2 separate regions of the Homo sapiens genome follow, and region 1 is linked to region 2. A link is a loop called in an ENCODE intact Hi-C map of the cell type or tissue named here. Cell type or tissue: dorsolateral prefrontal cortex. All regions are shown on one strand. Links, peaks and the distances in the headings refer to the core of each region. The heading gives the core; the rest is flanking DNA.

Region 1 (12,718 bases), core at 2,280-10,279, 56 kb before region 2:
CTATAGCTAGTCCAGAACTTCCCCTGTATTAACCTACCATTGCAGGAATGTTTCAGTTTATGATGAAAAATAGCTTGTCTTTGTGGATTATCTTATATCAACAAATAATAAAAATATCATTTAAAGTGAACGTACAAGGCTGGGACTGGTGGCACAAGCCTGTAATCCCAGCACTTTAGGAGGCCAAGGTGGGGCAGATCACCTGAGGTCAGAAGTTCGAGACAAGCCTAGGCAACACAGTGAAACCCCATCCCTATGAAAAATACAAAAATTAGTCAGGCCTAGTGGCACAGGCCTATAATGCCAGCTACTTAGGAGGCTGAGGCACAAGAATTGCTTGAACCTGGGAGGTGGAGGCTGCAGTGAGCCAAGATCGTGCCACTGCACTCCAGCCTGGGTGACAGAGTGAGACTTTGTCTCAAATAAATAAATAAATATTAATTAATTAATCAAGTGAATGTACAGGACAGCATTTAAAAATGGACCTTTACACAGGCTCTTGCAAAACAGAAACTATTCACAGTGCATATACGTGACTTCCCCAACTCACTACTCTGTGGAAAATAATCTGGTGATTGTAGAGCCGTAGTGTGCCATCGGTCACGTACAAACCGGTCATCCTAACAGGATATGATCACAACCATTCAAAGTTTATGTGTCTCTGTAAAAGACAGAACAGAAAGTGTGACAAGGAAACAAAGTAGGAACAGAAGGAGCAAAAGTTGAAAGTACAAGGGCGCAAAAGTCACAGTATGCTGATTCGAGACTAAGCTTGCTGCCTTATGTTGCGCAAAAGTGTGAGTTCTACAATGAGATCACATGGACACAGGAAGGGGAACATCACACTCTGGGGACTGTGGTGGGGTGGGGGGAGGGGAGAGGGATAGCATTGGGAGATATACCTAATGCTAGATGACGAGTTAGTGGGTGCAGCGCACCAGCATGGCACATGTATACATATGTAACTAACCTGCACAATGTGCACATGTACCCTAAAACTTAAAGTATAATAAAAAAAAAAAAAAGTGTGAGTTCTAGAAGAGCATTCCCTATTAATAGAATCTTTAGTTAGTAGAATTTTAAAGCAGTGATCCATAAATTTCTAGTGTTCTACAAAATCTGCCTCTGTCTTGGTTCAGTGTTGGTGCTCTGTCTTCCACAGAGATCCGGGTTGATGAAAGGCCCTTCCAGGGAAGAGCCCCTCAGTTGCACCATCATGTTATTCATCAGGGCCAGATGAATAAAGAAGGGACGTACAAGTGTGAAAGCCCCCCAGCATCTGAGCCTACCGGTAGCCAAGAGAAACGAGTCTCCAACCTGGTCTTTTGGCTTCCTCATTTCAGCTTACTCTGGCCTGTTCATCTAACACTTACTAAAAGCATGTGACAGTAAGCTTTGAATCAATTCACATATCTTTCTCTCTCAAAATAATGTTTTTAGTTTTCTGATTATGAGAGAAATGAAAAACCCATTATATAAAATTACAAAAAAAGAAAATATAAAAAAAAATTACACTTTCATCACATTTTTCCTCCCAGTTCTTTTTCTAACTATATACTGACATATATTCTAAGAAAACATTATATTCTTTTAGTGTTCTTTTCTGCTATCTTAATTTGCTCTTTTATCACATTACCAAATATTTTTAAATCATTTTTAAATTTTATTATATACATTTACCACAGTTTGTTCAGTCTACTATTGAAGAATATTTAGCATTTTCCCAGTTTGTCTCTATTATAAACTCTTGTGTTTTTTCAGCTTTACTGAGGTATGATTGACAAATAAAAATTGTATATGATGCTTAACCATTCTTTTTAAATGGCTGCATAAAATTTGCTGCTTTGATTTACTGTCATTTTTTTAGCCACATCCCTATTGATAGGCATTTAAATGATTTTTAGCTAATCACTATTCAAACAGTGTTACAATAAACATCACTGGTCATGTATCTTTGTGTACAACAGTAGGGTAAATTTTTAGCATTACCAAGTCTATTTTAAATATGAGATACAAAGATGCAACATCAAGTTTCATATACCTGAGCAAGTAGGTTCTTAGAGCAAGTAAGTGAATATTGCACTTTACATAAATTTGCCTCTGTGACACTTCCACCTGCACACAATATGCCCCAGGGCAGTTAATTCCAAACACTGGTGACAGGCTAGGTCCAGTGGAGTCATCTGAAGATCTTTATCAGAAAGCACAACCCTGGAGCTCATTCTCAAAGATTCCGATTCTTTGGTGGGTCCTAGTATTCTGCATTTTAGGAAACTTCCAGGTGACACTAATACACAGCCAGGTTTCAGCAACACTGCCATAAGAACCCGTATTAAAGAGCTTTTAAAATGGAAAACCAGAAAATAGTCACTAGATGGCAACCTCGCTCACTTTTTGAAAAGCATTTTGAAACAAAGCAAAGAGAGTTTTTAACTTTCATTCACAATTAAATTTGGAAATGTCTCCCTAAAGGAAGTTTAAAAAAAAAAAAAAAAAAACATACAATCAGGTGCCTCTCTTTCATAATGCCCGTATCCTATTACTTTTAAACTCCATAAATAAAAACAAGGGCTCTTTTGTTTGAATAATAACAGCCCCCTCTGGAAACTTAATCTAGTTTTTGTTTGCATACATCTCTCCTATAAAACTCTGAATTTCCTGTTTCCTTAGATAATAAAGTGGAATTTGTCTTAAAAAGTCTCTTTTCTTTCTTACTAATGTCTGAATCTCCTTAAAGCCAAGATCAGCTGTGCTTAGTTTTGTGAGGCTAAACCCCCTGACATTAACACGTTGCCATTCTTTTTCTAACTGGCTCTATACAGGTGCAGAGATTCTTGGAAGAAACCTTAGAGATCATCTGGTCCAGTGCTCACCTAAGGCAGGTTCACTGTGTTTCACCCCTAATAGCTGGTCATTTTGCCACTGTTTACATACTTACACTAACAGGGAGTTCATTACCTTACCTTACACTTTTGGTGCTAGGCAGAAAGATGCATTCATTTTCCACATTACATGTTTCCTGTTTTCTACACTTCTCCTCATCAAACTAAACATTTTTCAATGACCTTTCATGTGCTCTTTCACCACACTTACCTCCAGTTGGTTGGGCACAATATTCCACATATTGTTTGAACATCTCAGCAGACCATGTAATAGTCTACCCTTTATTCTGGCCACTCAATCCTGTTAATATAGTCTAGGATTGTGTTAGACTCCTTAACATCTACAAAATGCCTATGTCAGCACTTGGTCCAAAATACAGGCTAAATTCATATTAGTTTCCCTTTCTCCTTATTTAATTTCTAATTATATAAGTACTAACTTCCTTCTGGTTTTTGTTTGCTCATGTGCTTACTCCATAAAAAACAATATTAGACCAGCTCTGCTCTTTGTACAGTATTATATCATTTATTTTCTGATCCAGGATGCATAATGCTCTATTTCACAATGCTATTTTATTGAAGTTTCTTCAATCTCGATTTTGTGATCCTAAATATTAACTATCACTCCCAGTTCTTAAGATGCAAATACTTCCTGGGTGTTCATTCACCAGTTTGAAGAAATTTTGAACAGGGCAGAGGGCAGGCTAGGACAGTGCCTGCAGCATATTGAAGTTGGCCCCCTTGTAGCCTGATGCTGATCTATTTTTTTTTTTTTTTTTGAGACGGAGTCTCGCTCTGTCGCCCAGGCCGGACTGCGGACTGCAGTGGCGCAATCTCGGCTCACTGCAAGCTCCGCTTCCCGGGTTCACGCCATTCTCCTGCCTCAGCCTCCCGAGTAGCTGGGACTACAGGCGCCCGCCACCGCGCCCGGCTAATTTTTTGTATTTTTAGTAGAGACGGGGTTTCACCTTGTTAGCCAGGATGGTCTCGATCTCCTGACCTCATGATCCACCCGCCTCGGCCTCCCAAAGTGCTGGGATTACAGGCGTGAGCCACCGCGCCCGGCCGATGCTGATCTATTAATCAATACTTTTTGGGTGCAGCTGTTTGGTTAATAATGACTATGGCTCTATTATTAACTGGCCTAGATATGCTCACAAAAGAATTTTGTCAAATGCTTTGCTAATATCAATATGCTGAGCTCTACAGCATTTCCTAAACCTACAAGACCAGCAATAAGATCAAAAATGCAATCAGGCTGGGCACGGTGACTCACACTGTAATCCCAGCACTTTGGGAGGCCAAGATGGGCAGATCATTTGAGTCCAGAAGTTTGAGACCATCCTGAGCAACATGGTGAAACCCATTGTCTACAAAAAATACAAAAATTAGCCGGGCGTGGTGGCATGCTCCTGCGGTCCCAGCTACTTAGGAGGCTGAGGCAGGAGAATCGCTTGAAACTAGGAGGCAGAAGTTGCAGTGAGCCGAGATCGCGCCACTGTACTCCAGCCTGGATGACAGAGCAAGGCTCTGTTTCAAAAAACAAAAGAAAAAGAAAAAAATGAAATCAGAATAGTGACAGTACAGAAAACTGTGATAATGTAGACTTAAAAAAAAACTAAAGGTTTTTTTTTCACCTTGGAAAGGTGAAATAGATTACAACCAAATTACAACTGTAATCCCTGGACACATGTAGAACAGACCCAAGAAAACTCTGAAAGGTGGAGAGAATTAAAAAGATGGGCCAGGGACCTTAAGACTCAAGGAATGACAAGGCATTAAGCTTCCTGGGCTTTTTTTGGTCTCATATATCCCAGACTTGGAGCTCCAGATGCTGGCAGCCCAGAAACACCAAATACAGACAAAAAAAGCCTGCACACTCTAGCCAAAGGAACAGGAAAGGGGCAGTCCAGCAACGCTGAACACTTTTAGACAATAACCACTCTACGCCAGCCAAACACCGCAGAGAAAACTGTGGCCCCAACCCCACCCACACAAGCCAAGGCTGAGTGGGGGAGCCCAGACTTCCAACCTGGAGACGCCACCACGAGGTGCCTCAGCCCCGTCACCACCACCACCACCACCTCCGGGGTGGTATCACAGAAGGCTGAGAAGAGAGCTGGTACTCTCATTCCAGCCAGCCTGTAACAAGCAGTTCCTGTGGTATCAGTGGAGACCATGAGGACAGCCTGGACTCCACTCCCACTCGGCAACTTCCTGCTGAGGGGGGGGCACAGGAGGTCTAGTGGAGAGTCAAGATTTTTACCACTGCTTAGCAGTAACAATGCCACCTACCTATGGTGCCACCAGAGACCATGTGGGGAGCCAGAACTTCCACCCTTTCCTGTAGTAATGAGGAGCCCCCAACACACATGCACACACACACACAGGGATGTCAAGGGAGGCCAAGTGGGAAACCTGGGCGTCTATCTCTACCCTTCTAAAGTGGTGTCATAGGAAGCAAAAATAGAAGTTAAATAATACCCAGAGTCTTATAATATGAAAGTACCCAGGATTCAATTGAAAATCACTCATCATTCAAAGAAACAGGAAGATCTCAAACTGAATGAACAAAGGCAATCAATAGATGCCAACACTGAGTCAGCAGAGATGTTAGAATTTCCTAACAAATTATTGTAAAGCAGTCATCATAGAAATGCTTCAATGAGAAATTTATAAATGCACTTCAAACAAATGAAAAAGTAGAAAGTTTCAGCAAAGAAAGAGAGGATCTAAAGAAGAACCAGATGGAAATGTTAGACATGAAAAAGACAATAATGGAAATTTTGAAAAACTCAGTGGATGGGCTCATTAAAAGGATGGAGGGAACAGAGGAAAAAATCAGTCCACTAGAAGACAGAACAATTTTTCAACCTGAACACAGAAAAAATAGCCTGTAAAAACAAACAAACAAACAAAAACACAAGAGCAGAGCTTCAGGGACCTATGGATCTAACACTTACGTCATTGGAGTTCTAGAAGGAGAGGAAAAAAAGGGCAGGGCTGAAAAAGCACTTGAAGAAATAATGGCTGAAAGCTTTCCAAATTGGCAAAAGACAAAAACCTACAGATTTAAATAGGTGGGTGAACTGCAGACAGGATAAACCAATAAACCTACAGAAACCTACAGCAAGCTAGAAAGATCATGCAGGTTTCTCCTTTCTGAATGAACAGAGTGAGAGAATCTGATGCATCCATTAGCTGAATTCCTCTAGAGTAAGGTCATCTGATCTCTCAAATAATGAAGGATTCTATTTCCTGACCCAATCAGAAGGTTAGCTGAACCTGTCATCAGAATGTTATTACATTTGCCTAAGAGTGAACCTTTCATGCAGGGTGCTTGTTGGAGAGCCTAAGAGGTCACAGTGGAGACTTTGTTGTCCCTGAAGGAACAGGCTCTTGGCTGTTTTTGTCTGTTTGCTAATAAATGCTTGAACATGTGGTAGCATTCGGTCTGAGACTTGTTTTCACTGTTGGATACCACCATGGGAGCAAAGCCATGGGAAAAGAATCCCATAGTTCCCGGCCACTCCTCACTACTGGATGTGCCAATGCTTATCCGAACAACCTGATAATTGTGAATAGCTTAATTGACTTAGGTCATTCACAACAACGTAGTACCAAGCATCTCTATTAAAACAAGCAGGCTAAAGAATTAAAACACATTTTATAGGTTACATATTTGGAATACACTAAGCCAGACTTCTTTATTTATGATAATTTATTACCTTTAGGACAGGTCAAATCATGTGATTTAGATGGGGAGAAATAATACATCAAATCTTACCGTTGTAGGACTTCATACTTAAATATTTGGGTTGAAATTAGGGTAGTGGACACTTGTGTAGAAGCTCCTCTAAGGACTTATAATAAATACAACAAATGAGAGAAACTAAAAGGAAAATTGGAAAACATGAAAACAAAGTGTGAACTATCTGGGAAATACATTCATAGATATCATTAAACCACCTGAAAACTTAGGGGCTTGAAACAAAAAGGACTTTATTTAGCTTGTAGGCCTTTGGCTTGGCTAGGAGGTTCTTCCAGACTGGACTGTTCAGCTGATCTCACCTGGGCTCTCTCACGTATCTGTGCTCAGCTGGCTGGTCACGTATAGCCTCACTCCCTCACTCACATGCCTGGTGTTCGGCAGGCTGTTGCCTCAGTTCTCTTGCTCATGACCTTCATCCTCCAGCAGGCTAGCTCAGGCTCAGTCTTGTGACAGTCTCATATGTAAGTACTTTCCAATGCCCTGCTTGCCTCATGGTTGCTAATGACCCACCGGCAAAAACAAATCACAAAGATAAGCCCTGAAACATACAACTACTTAAGCAACAATGACCTAACCAACAAAAGGTATGGTGAGAGGAGGGGAAACATTGCAGCCATTTTTTCCTCACCCTTAAAAGAGTGTGTCAGTCATGCAAATTATACCAATTTATGTCGATCTTTGTCTACACTCCTACTGAATAATTTTCTTTCAATGGATAAATGAGCCTTCTATTAAACTTTAGTCTGATCCTGCACATAAATTAATTTGCTTTATGGTTCAGATTTGAATGAGTTCAAAAAAAGTATAACAGTATGAATTTAATTCATTTATTCAACAAATATCTACTGAGAGCCAACAAGGTACTAGGCATTGAGGATACTGCAATGAACAAAATAAACTAAAATTCCTGCCTTTAAGAGTTTACATTTATGGTGAATACTGGCAATAAACAAGTTATATTAAATAAAATATATACTATACAATACAGCCACAGAAGCTAAGGAAAATACTAAGTTGGAGAAAAAGTCTAAGAACTTGTGGAGAGGGCTAATATTTTGTGTAGAGTGGCAACAAAAACTCAAAATGAACACGTGACTTATGAATACAACCTCAAAGAAAGTAGGGAAGCCAGCCAAGATGATATGAGATGAAAAAAATGTTCCAAGCAGGGGGAACAGCATATGCAAAGCCCCTGAGGCAGGCATGTGCCTAGCATGTTGAGGAACACCAAGTATGACTTGTGTGGCTGGTACAAAGAGGGTAGTCAGGGTAGAAAGAGATGGGGTTAGAGATATAATGGAGTTGGGGTCAGGGAGAGTGTCAAAATATAAGATTTAATAGGTTATAGAAAATAGTTTGGCTTTTACGATGAGTGGAATAGGAAGCCATCAGATTGTTTTGAACAAGGCAGTGCCATCATCTGACCTCCATTTTAACAGGATCCCCCAGCTGCTGGGTGAAAACTGGGGCAGAGGCAGAAGCCGCAAGGCAGGTTAGGAGGCTATGGTGACAATCTAGGCAAGAGGAGAGGGTGGCCGGGAGTAACAGTAGGTTTGGAGGGAAGTATTTGGGATCAGGATGTGTTTTGAAGGTAAAGTGAACAGAATTTGCTGGTGGATTGGCTCTGGGGGGTGAAAGCTAGGAAAGACTCAACAATGACTCCCAAGTTTTCAGCCTGAACAGCTTTTGAGGTTGGGAATCATGTGAGAGAAGCAGGATTGCAATTAATGAATATTAGAAGACTAAATTAAACTTGAAGCTCTTGATGCAAGAGTGGTTTATGCCCCCATCTGTCCTCTCGTCCACTGCAGTGCACACCCAACCAACTCCCAATGCCAGAACTTCACATCCTTGCTGGAGGACTCTTTTGCCAATGGAGTCTACTTTACCACCAACATCCCTGGAAGTGCTGGGGAATTAATGCCTTCCAGGAGCAGCCATCAGCCAGTAACTGGCAGGATTTGGTGTATAAATACCCCAAGTTCCCTCACCTTTTGGCTAGGAGAACTAAGAGGTTGTGTTTTATACTAGTCCTCAGAATTCTGGAAAGTAAGAATATACTCAAGTTCCCACAGTGGTAGCTGGCTTGATAATAAGTTCTTTGTTGGATTTCTTTATTTGTTTGTCTCACTTCCCCATTTCCTTACCTTCATATCCCTCTCCATCAAAATAAAACAAACAACAACAATAGCAAGAGCTAGTAATTGAATCCTTTCTTAGAGTCTGTTTTTGAACACCTGAAACTATGATAATGCCTATTAGACATCCAAAAGGCAATGCTGTGGAAGAAGATGGACACTTAATCTTTGTGATTTAGGGAACAATCAGGCTAGAGATCTAAATTTCAGAGTCAGCATCATATGGATAGGTTAGGAGTCATAGGAATAGCTGAAATTATCAAGGGAGTGAGTGAAGACCGAAAAGTTCAAACCCTTGATCACACTAAAGCTTAGAGGTCAGAGAACTGAGGAGAAACCAGCAGAAAAAAAAAATAAAAAAGTCAAAGAGGAGCAGCCAGAGAGGTCAGAGGAAACTCAAGGGAATGAAAACACTCTTTCCAGTAATTACATGTATTAATACCTGGGTCTTACTGCAGATTGAAAGAACCAGGTTCTCTGCTCTTCCAGGTTCACACTAGAAGTCTACATATTTTAAAAGGCTTTTCAAATATTGCTTAAGCACAATAAGGTTTAATAAACATTGACTCTTAGAAACTCCTGTCTTCCCCTTTTTTGGGGGAGACTGGTGGTGTAGGTAGCATAGCACAAATCAGCTTTTATTCTGTCCTATTAAGTTCATGACACAAAAAACTGCTCAACCACAATTGATTTCCAGTAGCTCATCCTGCCACCTAAGCAAATTGTGCCCTCATAATTAGAGGTGATTTTATACATACATATATACAATGTGTGGTATGTGTGTGTGTGTATTTTTAATTAGCTGGATACAGATCTTTTTTCTGGAGCTAAGGTTAACCTGAATTGATAATGTTAGTTGCTAGAGGTTTCACACTCACACTCTTGAACTACATCATTAACCCAAAGCAGGTCTGTGGGAACTTCCATTCTTTTTAAGATGTAAAATCATATCAGATAGCAAGACGTCAGCTTTACTCCAATTCTACACATATTTTTTTAGTAATGACTATATACTACTGAGACTAATTTTTTTTTTTTTTTTTGAGATGGAGGCTCGCTGTGTTGCCTAGGCTGGAGTTCAGCAGCGCAATCTTAGCTCACTGCAACCTCCGCCTCCCTGGTTCAAGCAATTCTCCTGTGTCAGCCTCCCAAGTAGCTGGAATTACAGGTGCCCACCACCACTCTTGGTTAATTTTTGTATTTTTAGTAGAGATGGGGTTTCACCATGTTGGCCAAGCTGGTTTCGAACTCCTGACCTCACGTGATCTGCCCACCTCTGCCTCCCAAAGTGCTGGGATTACAGGCGTGAGCCACTGCACCTGACCTGGTTTTTTAATTACCAATACTTAGGTATCCAAATGAAATCTCTTTGAAATTGTCATCTTGGGAAGTTATACGCTACATTTCTGAACATCTTTTAGAAATGCCTTCAGAATCCACAGCAAGTGTATTTCACTGTCACATCTTTGTTCTCTTACGTGGTCTTGATTTTAGAATTTCCAGTGCCATTAGTACTAATAGTTAACACTATTTCATGAGTCTCATAAACTGATGCCTACAGAGTAGTCCCAAGAATATTTACAGAAAAACATAATACAAGCTTAACAGATTAACATGACCACTTCATAGGCAAAAATAATAAAAAGATGTTGTGATAGTTAATTATATGTGTTGACTTAACAGGGCTAAGGGATGCCCAGATAGCCTGTAAACATTATTTTAAGTATGTCTTTGAGGGTGTTTCTGAAAGAGATCAGCGTTGAATCCATCAGTAGACTTAGTACAGAATATCACCCTCATCAATGCAGGTGGGCACCATCCAATGCATTGAGGGCCTCAAGAGAACAAAGAGGTGGCGGAAGCGTGAATTTTCTCTATCTGCTTGATCTGGGCCATCCATCTTCCCCTGCCTTGGGACGTGGGTGGTCCTGGTTTTTGGACCTTTGGACTCCAGAACTTACACCAGTAGCCCCCCAGGTTCCCAAGCCTTAAGTCTTGGACTGAATTACACCACCAGTTTTCCTGGTTCTCCAGTTGGCTTCAGTGTATAGTGGGGCTTCTTGACCTCCATCATCACATGAGCCAATTCCCATAACAAGTCTCTTCTTGTATATCTGTATATATTCTATTCGTTCCGTGTCTCTGGAGAACCCTGACTAATACAAGTATGCTGTTATTAGTAGAATAAAAAACAGTAGAGATCCACAGAGAGACCGGACTAGTTACACAATTCGTGAAGCCCAGTACCAATGAAAATGCAGCATCTCTTGTTCAAAAAGCAGGGGGAAGTGCTATTAAGTACTAAACTACAAAGCTCCTTCCTTGCTTCCACATATTTCATCTGCTCAAGCCCATGCTCCAGTGTCCCATCAGACTTCAGTTATAAACTGTAAGTTTAAAGATAATCAGTAAGAATCCCAGGATGGTAAGACAGGAGAAAGAAACCCAGTGTGGGTCCCTTCTGTGTGGGAGGTTCTGTCTGACAGCCAGCCATACAGAGATGACTTCTATTCAAAAAACACCAGCTTCCACTGATGTGTGGGAAAGTCACAGACTCTGACTTTACTCCTTCTTTTTGCAATAACACGTCTTATATTTTCAGTATTTGTTTCCGTTTAGGTAAAAGAGCAAATTCAGGAGGCGAGGAAGAGTGTATTCATTAGGGCAGCACAAGCAGTACCTCTGCAGTGGGGTCAGAGGGAGAGAAGTGCCTGGGGATAACCCCTTCCTGGCTGGCTCACTGAGGCAGGCCAGGAAGTACAGTAGCTGGTAGCTTATTTTACCTCAAGTTCAAACAAACCTTTCCCCTGCAGATGGGTTTCAGCAAACACCATAAAGTCCACTTTATACAAAACTTCATGGAAACACAGTGGGGCAAAACTAGCCTCATCCCCACCCACTCTCTGCCCCACCTCACTTCCTTTGCTCCCTGTGGCTAGCATGTCTAATTCAAGGGACAGTCACAAAAATACTGGCTATTAAACATCTTGAGGTTCATTGATATTCTCAGTGTGTTGTAGGTTTCTGCTAAAACACATTGGTGATTTAAAGGAGTCTACCAGCTCTGAAACCAAGTTTCTTAAATTCCATGAAGCAGTTCCACAGGAGTGCTGTCTTACTGTGTCCGGAATTGGTGGGTTCTTGGTCTCACTGACTTCAAGAATGAAGCCGCGGACCCTCGCGGTGAGTGTTACAGTTCGTAAAGTCCGCGTGTCCGGAGTTTGTTCCTTCTGATGTTCGGATGTATTCGGAGTTTCTTCCTTCTTGTGGGTTCGTGGTCTCGCTGGCGCAGGAGTGAAGCTGCACACCTTTGCAATGAGTGTTACACCTCATAAAGACAGTGCAGACCCAAAGACTGAGCAGCAGCAAGATTTATTGCAAAGAGCAAAAGAACAAAGCTTCCACCGTGTGGAAGGGGACCCGAAGCGGGTTGCCACTGCTGGCTGGGGCAGCCTGCTTTTATTCCCTTATCTGGTCCCACCCACATCCTGCTGATTAGTCCATTTTACAGAGAGCTGATTCATCTGTTTTGCAGAGAGCTGATTGGTCCATTTTGACAGGGTGCTGATTGTTGCATTTACAATCCCTGAGCTAGACACAAAAGTTCTTCAAGTCCCCACTTGATTAGCTAGACACAGAGCACTGATAGGTGCATTTACAAACCTTGAGCTAGACACAGGGTGCTGATTGGTGCATTTACAAACCTTGAGCTAGACACAGAGTGCTGATTGGTGTATTTACAATCCCTTAGCTAGACATAAAGGTTCTCCAAGTCCCCACTGGATTAGCTAGACACAGAGCACTGATTGGTGCATTAACAAACCTTGAGCTAGACACAGGGTGCTGATTGGTGTGTTTACAAACCTTGACCTAGACACAGTGCTGATTGGTGTATTTACAATCCCTTAGCTAGACATAAAGGTTCT
Region 2 (12,718 bases), core at 2,346-10,345:
AATGTGAGGTGTATAGTGAAATGGAAATATAGTACTTCTTACACAAATGACCATAAGCAATCTTAGTTTAAGTGATTATTAAGATTGTCAGTCTCTGCACCTTACATAAAAAATAAAATCCCATCTCTATTCTGTGATGGCATCTCATGGCTGCCAGTCATATCTAGAAAATTTCCCCCAGGTATGAATAGAGCAATGATAGGCTCTACTGGCATGACTGCCAGTTCTGTTTAGCAAAAATTTTCACTATTTTTCAATGTTTATTCGTTTAACAGCCAAACTGATTCTTTTCCTGTCCTAAACAGAAATATTTAAACTTTGCTAACTTTCTTTGAATTTGGAACTGTCAACATATGCTTTTATTCTAAGATATTTCAAGTCAAAAAAAAAAAAAAAAAACGTGGTAGGATGAGGTGCTGGTATACAGTCTATGATCCCCCATATGAGTGTGCTAGAGCTATCACCAAAAGTGCCACAAATTGGATAATGACTAAATAACAGAAATATCTGTCTCTCAATTCTGGAGGCTAGAAGTCCAAACTCAAGAGTCGGCAGGGTCATACTCCCTCAGAAACCTGCAGAGGAAGCATCTTCCCCTGGCTTTTCCTAGACTCCAGTGGTTCTCTGGCAATGTTTGGTGCCCCTTGGCTTAGAGGTGCATCATTCCCATCCTCCAAGTTCACAGATCATCTTCCCTCTGTGCATCAGGCTCTGTGTCCAAATTTCTCCTTTTTACAAAGACACTAGTCGTATTAGATTAGGGCTATTCTTAGTGACCTCGTTTTACATTGATTACCTCTGGGTAAAGACTCTATTTCCATGCCGGGTGCAGTGGCTCATGCATGTAATCCTGGCACTTTGGGATGCTGAGGCGGGCGGATCACCTGAGGTTGGGAGTTTGAGACCAGCCTGACCATCATGGAGAAACCCCATCTCTACTAAAAATACAAAATTAGCCAGGCGTGGTAGATATACCTGTAATCCCAGCTACTTGGGAGACTGAGGCAGTAGAATTGCTCAGACCCTGGAGGTGGAGGTTGCAGTGAGCCAAAATCGTGCCATTGCACTCCAGCCTGGGTAAGAAGAGCAAAACTCTGTCTCAAAACAAAAACAAACAAGACCCTATTTCCAAATAAGGGCACATTCTGCAATACTTCAACCAACAATTCTACCTCTAACAGCCCCAAGCAAAAAGGCACATTCTTTATTGACACTTGTACAAAATAACTACTTACCGAACCACTCCACCCTGTACTTATAAATCATCTTTAAGGAAAGCTATGCATTATCTTATCTACTGCTATAGTTTTTCTCTGTGGTTCATGGGAAGAGTGCTAAAGAGATGAAAGAAAAATTCTTGGTCAAATTTTTCTTTAATGTGTGGAAATTTTTATCACTTTGAAAACAACCTGACAACAGTGGAAAATTCATAAAGGAGCCTTGGTATGTCACCAAACTGGATTTTTATTCTCATCATGACCAAAGATGTGCCTTATGCCTTTATATCCAAGTGACTTCAGCAACTAGATGTGATGAGAAAGACATGATAAGGCATTGGGAAATGTAAAGTCAGCTCTACTATGAGGAAGAACAATAGTAAATAGTTGAATTCAACAAATATTGATTAAGCACAACTATGTGCAGATCCTGTACTAGGTTGTGAGGACACAAAGTTGAATGTAACGTGGTCCTGGTTTTCAGAAGCTTATCTCCCTAAATGAAGAAATAAGATAAATATAAAAATATCTACAATACAGGATATTTTTATTCCAGTGGAGGAAAAGGGAAAAGTAGAACCTTGAAATAGAAGTGTGTTTCCAAAAGTCAAAAATGAAATAATGGTGACTAGAATACCTGTTTTTAGTATTCTATGGTATTTTTAAGTACAGAAATCGTGGTATTTTTGTGATGTAATACCATAACTTAGACGGGGTCTTGCTCACACTCCCTAGCCTCAAGGAAGCCTCCCACCTCGGCTTTCCAAAGTGCTGGGATTACAGGTGTGAGCCATCACGTTTGGCCTGTAACTTAGGCTTTTAAAATGTAATTTTAATCTTTCACATCTTCAGAGGTGCCCGATGATTATCAGTGGCATTCAATTTTTGAATGGAACAAAGATGCACTCATTTGAAAGCATTTCATTCCTCTGTAATCCTGAAAGCTAACCCATCGTTCCCACCCACAGCCTGTATACACACTGCTCCTCCTGTATTCCCATCTCTGCATTGACAGCCCCATCCTCCAAGGCACCCAAATGAAAATTTCAACCTTTTCTTTGCCTCACTTGGTGGACACCAAGTCCTGTATAATCCACCTCCTAAGAATCTCTAGAAACTGCCCCGTTTTTCGTCCCCTTTGGCCATCAGGAGTCCTATCTTTTCTTGCCTGGACAATGTAATCATTCCAATCAATCAAATCTAAGTGGATTTATCTGCTTCTTTGAATCTACTTCCTCCTCACAATTATCTACTTTCCCATCCTGTTACCAAAAAGACTTTTCCAAAATGAAATATAATCACATTATGGCCCTGCTTTAAAGCATTGAGTATGTCTTCATTGTCTTCAATATGGAGGAAAAACTCTTTCACAGCCCAGCCTCTACCTTTCTCCGGAGCTTCCTCTCCTACTGTGTTTCCATGCATGCTTCACTGCAGACACCCTGACTGCCTGTGGTATCCTGAACATCCCTTGCCCTCTTACAGGTTTTGTCATGCTAGCCTCCTGCCTAGATTGCCCTTCCCCACATTCCCTCCTGTATTCATCTCCTGTTGCTGCTGACACAAATCACTGCAAGCTTAGTGGCTTAAAACAGCACTTACGGCCAGGCGCTGTGGCTCATGCCTGTAATCCTAGCACTTTGGGAGGCTGAGGCAGGTGGATCATGAGGTCAGAAGATCAAGACCATCCTGGCTAACAAGGTGAAACCCCGTCTCTACTAGAAGTGCAAGAAATCAGCAGGGCGTGGTGGCGGGCGCCTGTAGTCCCAGCGACTCAGGAGGCTGAGGCAGGAGAATGGAGATCACACCACTGCACTCCAGCCTGGGCGACAGAGCGAGACTCCATCTCAAAAAAAAAAAAAAAAAAAAAAAAAACCCAGCAACTCACTTATTTTCTTACCATCTACAGGCCAGAAACCAGAAATCAGTTTCACTCAGCTAAAGTCAAGGTGTTCCAAGGCCAGCTCCTTCTGGCTGCTCTGGGGGAGAATCTATTTCCTTGCCTTTCCTACCTTCTGGAGACCACGGGCATTCCAGGGCTGGTGACCCCTTCCTCTGACCTCCTGCTTCCATTGTCACCTCTTCCACTGTCTGCTTCTCTGTTAGCAGGATTATCTCCTTTTTATAAGAACATTTATGTTTACAGAGAAGCCCACCCAGATAATCCAGAACACTCTGTCTCAAGATCTTAATTTAATCACATTTGCAAAATCCCTTTTGCGATATAAGATAACATTCACAGGCTCTAATGATTAGTCCCTGCTTATTTTCGGGAGCCATTATTCTGCCTAGCATACCTATCTTTTTCTACCTCAGCCTTTCAGATGCAGCTTAAACATTTCTTCTTTTCTGGGAAATTTTCTAACATCCTATTCCCTCCCCAATCCCATTACTTCCTCCAGCAATTCCCACTGAGTACCTCACTAATACAACTGTCTGGGTTTGCTTGGGACTAAGGGGGTTCCCAGAACACAAGACTTTCAGTGTTAAAACCAGAAAACTGCCAGACAAACCAGGATGAGTTAGTTACCCTAAGTCCTCACCTTTCTTTCCACATCACCCTCTTTGTAGCACTCAGCACGTGGGATTGTAAGTTAGAATTCTCAGTTCTCTTGCCTTTCTCCTCTGCAAGGCTATGGGTGGGAATGTTTCTTTTGTGTTTCTGATGCTCATGCCTTCGTTTCTGGCATGTGGCAGATGCTCCGTAAAGTGAATGGAGTTTGTGGAGCAGCCCTGCAACAGCAGACAATCTAGGCAAAGTGGAAATTTTCCGCCCTGTGACTAGAACAAAAAACCAAAATGAAACAGAACATTAAACACCGGTATGATGTGCTATGTTCTCTTGGGCACTTTTTTCTTTGATTTTCTCATCTATACTTGCAAATTTGAGTAAAATTAGACACAGTTCTTTGCAAGAACCCAAATATTCGCAGTCCTTGACAGAACACACTGTCTTCAAACAAACAGAGGCTCTACTATTTATAGCTGATTGCTTCACCGCTTGTCTTGCCTGTTTTTTAGAATGCCCTTTGCCACGAACAAAGCAGATTGAAAATAGATGTGGGGCCAGGTTCTGGGAGTCTTCTAACATTTCTTTATTCTCTTAAACACTGATAAAATTGACCCATTCTTGGAATTTGCCTCCTGAATGCTGCAGCAGCTGGAGCACCAGACATGTGACTCTCTTTGATATCACTTCTGTCTGTGTGCCCTCCAGCCAACTTTGTTTACCTCTACAAAAGTGCCCTTGAACAAAGGTGCCCTGCAACTTAGAGTTAATGGAAAAGCAACTGAGGTAAACATTAAAAAGTGAGACTCAGACAAAGACATCATTTAACCAGAGCCATCGATTCCACAGTCCCAGTTCAGAGAAAAATCATTTCTATTGTTGAGTAGGGAATAAATTTATGCCCAAAAGCCAAGTGTGCCTATAATGCTTATGAACAACCACATGAATGGAAACCCTGGACAGAATGAGGGACCAGAAGGAATTAAATTCACATCTTCTGTCGCCCACATTTAAAAAGAGAGAAACTAGGAAATTGAAACCTATTTATGTTATGCATCTGCAAAAACAGAAGCTGTGTAAGAAGTTACTCCTAATGAATGAGAAAATAAAACGTGAAACTTTAAAATGAGAATCAATTATATTTTATCAGTATATTTCCAGATCTTTAATAATGAGCTATGCCTTCCATACAGAATTGAATCACATCAATCAAAGTGAAGAACTCAGCACAAAAGCAATTAGAGGGAAATATTTGGAAGACTACAAAAACATAGTGTTGTAGATAAAAGTAAATATATTATTTTGGTTTGGAAAAATATTTCAAACTCTACTTAAGGTTTATAAATCCTTTCTGTAATTCATGATAAAGGGGGAAGCTCTTGATTATTATCCTCAAGACATACACATATCATGTCTACGTGAATGAATCTGAAAACTGTCTGAATGAGGATAACTCCAGAGGTCACGACAGATGAATGACTCATCTACCCAAATGCAGCCACCAGAGCCCTGATTTGAACCCTGGGCATACAGCTTTTTAAACACACCCCAGCATTTGCCTGCAAATGTGTCCTCACAGCTATAATTTCACTTCCAAACTCACTAAAGAGTCATCTATCAATGCACTACTGACTGGTTTTTACACATACTGAGTTGCAAAGCAGTATTTTAAAACCAGCTATGTAAGAAAACCCATATTTCCCTAGCTTTATGTGCTCTAGAGCTATAAGGACATAAAGCTAATGGAAATAAGAAGGAAAAGCAAACGTCCCCTTCCTCCTTCCATCGGATCTGGCTTTCTGGTCACCGTGTTTTATCAGATTAAAATGTAAAATGAGACTAGTAAAGCTGATTTAAATAATCTCTCTCTATCTAACCATGAGAAAAATTGGAAGGCCCAACTAAGGTCGTGTTAAATGTTAACCTCTGCCAGGAATTGAGGCTGAAGTTTCACCAGCAGAACAGGAAGTTGCATTCTATAACTGCAGTCAACTTGCCTCTATTGTCTTTACAGAGCACCAGATAACGTTAAAAATTCAAAATTGCTAAAACACCACAAATAACTTCTTTCTCTGTCTTCATGACATATTTTATGTTTTCTTTTTATTTTTTGTCTTTCTGACCCTCTAACTAAGTTGATATTTTACTTCTCGAGTCCCTAAGACCTTACTTTATAGCTTCAGAATTTTAGAGTCAGAAGGGGTCATAATCTAAGGTTCCTGAGAAGGCTATAACCTTAGGGGGTGAAAAAGAGAGAAAATATATTTAAATAAGTTTTGTTATCTGATAAACTTACTGACTTGTTTTCCCTTTTATCACAGACTGGATAGAACTTTGTCTAAAATGAACACTGATCCACAGACTATAGCTTGGGAACCCCTGATCTAATTTCATCCCCTAACTGTCAGCTAAAGAAATTAAAACTCAGGGTCACTTGGCCAAGATCACAGAGTTCATTGCTTTTGAAGGGAGCCAGGCTTTAGACACTCAAGTCTCTTGACTGTGTAGTGTGTATTCTATCATACAGGCACCACCCCCCGCCAACTCCCTACCCACAAATAAAGCTAATGCTACCATTTTTATATACCACTCATGGTAATCTGCAAAATTAAGTGAAATTATAATGTATTTTAAGCCAAACATATAATTTGATTATAAAAATTAAGACTTTATTCTAGACCTATAATTATAAAATTAAAATTATAATTCCATAATTTTATAAATTCTCATGTTCACAAACAATGTAACAATGTCATGCAATGGAATAATTTCATCCAAATTGCAGATGATGCCAAATTAATGCTTTACAACTATTTTATTATGAAGTTAATTAAAAAGCATTATATAAAACTATGTGGACATAATTATCTCAAAAATGAAAAGGAATATTAAAATATATGTCTAGTTAAAAGATTTAAAGATAATATTCCAAAATAACAATGGTTATGTCTGATAGTAATATTCTGGATACTTTTTTTCTTTTGAATGTTTCTATAATTTCACTCTTTTTAAAAATATTCATCTTTTCTTTTGTAATGATAAGAATCGACTACATTTTTAAGTCCAAAGAATAAAAATAAATCCAATATCGTGTTTGTGTATGTTATGCCAACATGCTTTTTTTTTTTTTTAAGTAACACAGACGTGTTCATTCAAATAAGTTGACATTTTCATCTTGGTTAGCTGGTTTGATGAAAGTCCAAATCACATGCCAATGAGTAAACTCACTAGCCCATATGACCCAGCTCTGAAAAAGAAAGGCATATAATTTTGTTTCACAAACATTGAGAAGCAGCAACTTTTGGGGTGGGAGGGGTGCTAGAAACATCCTTTGACCAACATTTATGTGAAATGCATGTGCCAGAAATTATAATGACAGAAAAAGGAATTTGATGTCAAACATTTTAGTAAATTACAATATGTACTCTAGAAACACTTCCACTAGAAGGAAAACATCCATTTGACTGAATGTGTAATTTCTATTTTTATAATACAATGTAGGCAGATTACTACAAAAAGTGTATGCAACCATGTGAAGTTTAAAGCTTAAATATAAATAATTAGTATCTAGCTTGTTTATGGGTTAATAAAACTTTAGAAATCAATTAGAGAAATCATACATTTAATTTCACTTTCGACAATTAAATATGTTAAATTTTTTAAAAAGCTAAAACAAAATTTTGCAAGGATAAAAATGAAATTAATACTGTCAAATTCTTTTCTGGCTTCATCTGATATTAAACATTAAACAGATGCCTGGCCTGTTTAAAAAAAAAAAAAAATCTTGGATCACAGAAATAAATAGCCTCTGAGAGAATTAAATGGGTTTTTAAAAATGTATTATTCATTTTAACTTTTATGTCAAAATCATTAAAAAACATATACAGGACATAATAATAGATAAGGGTGACAACAATTGAGATTATAGATGGTCTCTAATTTATGAAGGTTCAACTTAGATTTTTCTACTTTACAATGGTGCCAAAACCATATGCCTTCAGTACACTCCTCAACTTATGATGTGGTTACCTCTGGATAAACCCATTGTAAGTGGAAAATACCATAAGTTGAACTTTACTTACAATATTTCCCACTTACAAGGGGGTTATCGAGATATAACCCCCTTGTAAGTGGAGGAGTATCTGTATTTGAAGGCAAGCTTCAAAAATCCAACTCAAATTGGCTTGAAGAAAATGAGAATTCATCACTTCATATAAATGAAGCAGCAAGGGGTTCTGGCTTCAGGTGTGGCTGGATCTGAGAACCCATAACAGATCTCTAGGACCTGGTCTCTTTCCATCTCCTGAATCTGCTCTTCTCTGCTTTAATTCTGTTACTTATTGTTCCTAAATGCAAACAACAGAAACCAACTATGGATAGTTTAAGCAGAAAACTAAATTTACTGAAATATTTTAGCTAGCTCACACTACCTTTGGAAAGATTTGAGAATGAAATTCGGGAACTTGTATCCAGTAACTCAACTGCAAATCAGGTTAAAAACCAACTCACTGGAGATACCATTGCCAGTATAACTGGTCCCAACAGTTCTAGTTTCAGGCACTGGATGCTCCTGCTAGAATCATTGCTATTTGTGCTTCTAGAAATGGGATAAAGCTGCTACTGCCTCCTGAGAATAAAGTCCTTATTTACCTCATTGGCTTCTGATTAAAAGTCTGACAAGAGTGGGTCTGATAGCAAATCCTAGAACACACATATACTGGAGTAAGAAAGACTCAAAGGTAAGAATCTAGCTTTTACAAAGATGTTCTCATCAGTTGGGGAATTCATCAACATAGGAAAGTTGTTCGAAGGTGCTCAGTGGCCAAAAAGAATAACAAATATATGCCACGGATTTTTCCTTAGGCATTATATGCTGCCAAATGGCTACCAGCAGCTCCAAAAGCCCCCCAGGTCCAACTCGTACAATGAGCGCATCTGTGCTTCTTCCTGCTGACCTGGCAAAACACTCGTTCCCCACTGGCTCTGACAACGTTTCATGCCCAAGTCTGAACAAATCACATGGTCAGGGGAATGTATGCCTTTGACTGGCCAGCACTGAATCACATGCCCACTCCTGGAGATGGAGACAGTGTTATCCCTACTTGAAGCATTTGAAGTACTTATTCTGAGAGCAGAGAATACAGCCCTCCAGAGAGAAACTGCTAGATAGTTTCCAAAAGAATGAATGGAAGAAAGAATAGGAGATGAGGAGGTGGGTAAAGGCAACAAATGTTTTTTACAAATATTTTGATATCCAACTTAACTTCTCAGTTCAACCAAGAAACGGAATCAAGTTTCTGGTCAGACCATGTGTTCTGATTTGGATGATCTTTGATTTGGTCATTCTAATAAAAATAATTGCAATAATAGTACTAAGAATGACACTTGTATGGTGCTAGGTTTCTCTAAGTTACATACATATAAGTTATATATATAGATAAAGTTATATATATAACTTAATTATGTTCTAACTAAATATATGTGTGTGTATATATATGTGTGTATATATGTATGTATACATATATATATATAAAATCTTCACAACCTTATGCTATATATTATTACCATCATTTTATAGATGAAAGGACTGAGACCCAGGATGTTAAATAATTTGATCAAGATCAGATCATTGGTTGAGTAGAGTAACTGGTATTTGAACCCAGGCAGTCTGACTTGAATCCATTCTCTTAACTATATAGTATAAATTCCAAAGAGAGTACATTACCTGTCACTGGTGATCTTTAAGAAGAATCTAGGTAATCGCTAAAGGGAGTTGTGAAAGATATTTTTCTATTTAAATCAAGATTGATGATATTTCTCTCCTCTCAGTTGGCTGAATGCAGAGAAGTGCCTTATGGAGAACCTACAATTACTCCCTGTGGCCCAGCAGTGTGGGTTCTGCTATCCGGGGGCAGGTCAGGCTGGGGGGACTGTATGACTCATGTTTCCCAGGCTGGCCCATGTGCTAATATGCTCTAGCTTCCTTCAAGGAAAGCTACTTCTGGATGTTTGTGGCCTGTCTGGGTGTTCGCAGTTATCCCCCACTCCAAAAATTCCCCTAGAATGCCTAAGCATTGGCCAGTGAATCCTCATCTCCACATTTCCAAGCAGCTTCTGTAGTCTGGGGCTGCTCAAAGATCTGCTGTGCATAGATAAAAAGGCTTTGCTAATCTGGTTGACCAGCCTCTCATTCCCCTCTCCTACATCCACGTGATGGCAAAGGAGGAGCCACAAATCCTTCCCAAACCTTGTACACAAATCTGTTAGTAACAATACAAATTGCACTTGAATGACAATCTACTACCAATTACATTAAACTGTCAGTTTCCACATTCACCTGTAGCAATTTTTACTTTTTCTGAACCATTCTCGTCATGTCAAATATTGAACCTGTGAGAGTAAAGTTATGTCCATATGCACTATGAGACGGGCATTGCTGACCTCTACCCAACAAATCATTGCACCTGCTTCTTCCAGCTGACAGAGCCCTGTTCTTGGGACAGGAACTGAAAATGTCAGATTCAGTTGTTTCAGCTATAAGTCCATTACTGGAAATCCTTGTTTTTTTGCAAAATTAGGCCCTAAAAATAACAGAGCTTATAGGAAAAAGAAGGGGTTGGGGGTTAAAGTAGACCTAAAAAAAAATAGTGGGTATTTCAGAATATAACTTGGACAACCCCAGGCAGGTAGTTAAGATAGCTAGAGCTACTCAGGATATAATAAAATGCATTAAAACAACATGGACTATTCATTTCTGGTTCATGTATTCACATATGGTTCATATATGTTATGCTTAAGAAGTCACTTTAAAAAGAGAAAGAAAGAAAGAACAATATGGAATGCATTCCAGAATTCTGAGACAGTGAGGCTGCTGATAGAGTCGGTATAGTGTCAGGCCTCTGAGCCCAAGCTAAGCCATTATATCCCCTGTGACCTGCACATATACATCTAGATGGCCTGAAGTAACTGAAGAATCACAAAAGAAGTGAAAATGGCCTGTTCCTGCCTTAACTGATGGCATTACCTTGTAAAATGCCTTCTCCTGGCTCATCCTGGCTCAAAAGCTCCCCTACTGAGCACCTTGTGTCCCCCACCCCTGCCCACCAGAGAACAACCCCCTTTGACTGTAATTTTCCTTTACCTACCCAAATCCTATAAAACGGCCCCACCCCTATCTCTCTTCGCTGACTCTCTTTTCAGACTCAGCCCACCTGCACTCAGGTGAAGTAAACAGCCTTGTTGTTCACACAAATCCTGTTTGGTGGTCTCTTCACACGGATGCAAGTGAAATATAGGAGGAAGTGCAACCCGCCACAGGCTTAGAGTTGTATGAGACTCAGGAGTAACAGGTGCCCTCACATAAGGGAGTGTCGGGAATAAGCATTCATTTTAAATTTTCTTTCACAAAGTTAAAAAAGTTTCCTGCCTGTACAGCTAAAGGCTTTTACTTTTCCTGCTAAACGTTATTATTAATTCTCTCTCCTGCTAGGCTGCTATATTCTGCTTTTTTGCTACACCAACACAACTTCCAGAGTATATCGACATAATTCCCCTATTTATCAATGCATGTCTGTGTACTAATTCATTTTCTGGAAATGGATGTGGCAGAACAGACTGTACCCCCTCTCCAAGCCTGCCTGCAGCAGGCAATGGCCATGTGACTTGGTTCTGACCAATGAAATAAATATAGGGAGACTGCTGAGAAAGCCTCAAGAAGAACCTCTTCCTTTCCTATTTTACATTTTGTCATATGAGGATATAATACTTGGAGCAACTGATGCCATTGTATAGCCATGGAGAGAGATACTGCTGCCACACTGATGGTGAAGAAGAGTAGGAGGAGAAGGAGGAGGAGGAGGAGGAGGGAAGGAGGAGGTGAAAAAGAAGAAAAGAGAAGAGAGGGAAGGGAAGGGAAGGGGAGGGAAAGGGAGGGAGGGAGGGCAGGGGAGGGGAGGGGAGGGAAGGGAAGAGGGGAAAAAAGGCAAGAAAAGAGGGGCCAGGTCCTTGATGACAGCATCGAGACACTGAAACAACCCTAGAACTATTTATCTCCAATTCAAACTTTTAAGCCACTTTTGGCTTTATTTTGTTTTATTTATTTTATTTTATTTTTAGAAAGACAGAACCTCACTCCATCACCCAGGCTGGAGTGCGTGATCATAACTCACTGCAGTCTTGAATTCCTGGGCTCAAGTGAGCCTCCCACCTCAGTCTCCCAACCTAGATAATTTTTTAATTTTTTGTGAAGACTGGAGTCTAGCCATGTTGCCTTGGCTGATCTTGAATTCCTGGCCTCAAGCGATCCTCCTGCCTTGGACTCCCAAAGCACTGAGATTACAGGCATGAGCCACTGTGCCAGGCAGGTCTTATTCCCTTTACCTGCAGCACGCCAATATCTCCTGCATTTCCTGTAGAGCACTATGAAAGGAAAATAAATCTTGGAATCTCAAAATAACTAAGCCAAGAGTAAAGTCAAGCTGGGAACTATGTTAGGCAGACCTGCCTCCCATTTTATTCCTAAATAAGATAGCTACAAAGATAAGAAGCTACATATCTCCCTTACAATTTGCCCACAGGAAATTCCTTGTGGACAAAGGACAGACAGAGCTCAAAATCATCCCTGTGAGGCTCACCTGAGACAAACGCATACCTGATTGCTTCCTCTGCCCTATTGTTTATGTAAAAATGCAGATTCACTAAGTCAGACTAGATTGTGCATTCAGTGGAAGGCTGATCAAGGACTCAAAAGAATGCAACCTTTTGTCTCTTATCTACTTCTAACCTGGAAGCCTTCACTTCAAGTTGTCCCACCTTCCCAGAATGAACCAATATACATCTTACACATATTGATTGATGTCTCATGTCTCCCTAAAATGTATAAAAGCAAACTGTACCCCTGGCCACCTCGGTCACATACTGTCAGGACTTCCTGAGGCTGTGTTACGGGTGTGTCCTTAACCTTGGCAAAATAAACTTTCTAAATTGACTGAGA

What was found. Peaks named below come from ENCODE experiments on the same cell type or tissue, not always from the same donor. Only the 100,000 strongest peaks of a DNase experiment are listed, where the experiment ranks them.
Region 1: a loop joins it to region 2, with 2.9 times the contacts of the local background. A loop is called at or near these places in 5 of 110 quality-filtered maps.

What each region holds. Positions count from the first base shown.
Region 1 is chr4:87,850,852-87,863,569 of GRCh38, forward strand. No RefSeq gene overlaps it. Among named protein-coding and RNA genes, the nearest start is that of MEPE, 24 kb to the left of the region's middle. In dorsolateral prefrontal cortex, for the core only: CTCF peaks have their summits at 2,374 (motif pointing right) and 2,574; no DNase peak of the experiment used is centred there; H3K27ac peaks cover 575 bases.
Region 2 is chr4:87,907,136-87,919,853 of GRCh38, forward strand. No RefSeq gene overlaps it. Among named protein-coding and RNA genes, the nearest start is that of SPP1, 62 kb to the right of the region's middle. RefSeq lists a silencer at 12,222-12,516. In dorsolateral prefrontal cortex, for the core only: no CTCF peak of the experiment used is centred there; no DNase peak of the experiment used is centred there; H3K4me3 peaks cover 2,030 bases; H3K27ac peaks cover 2,413 bases.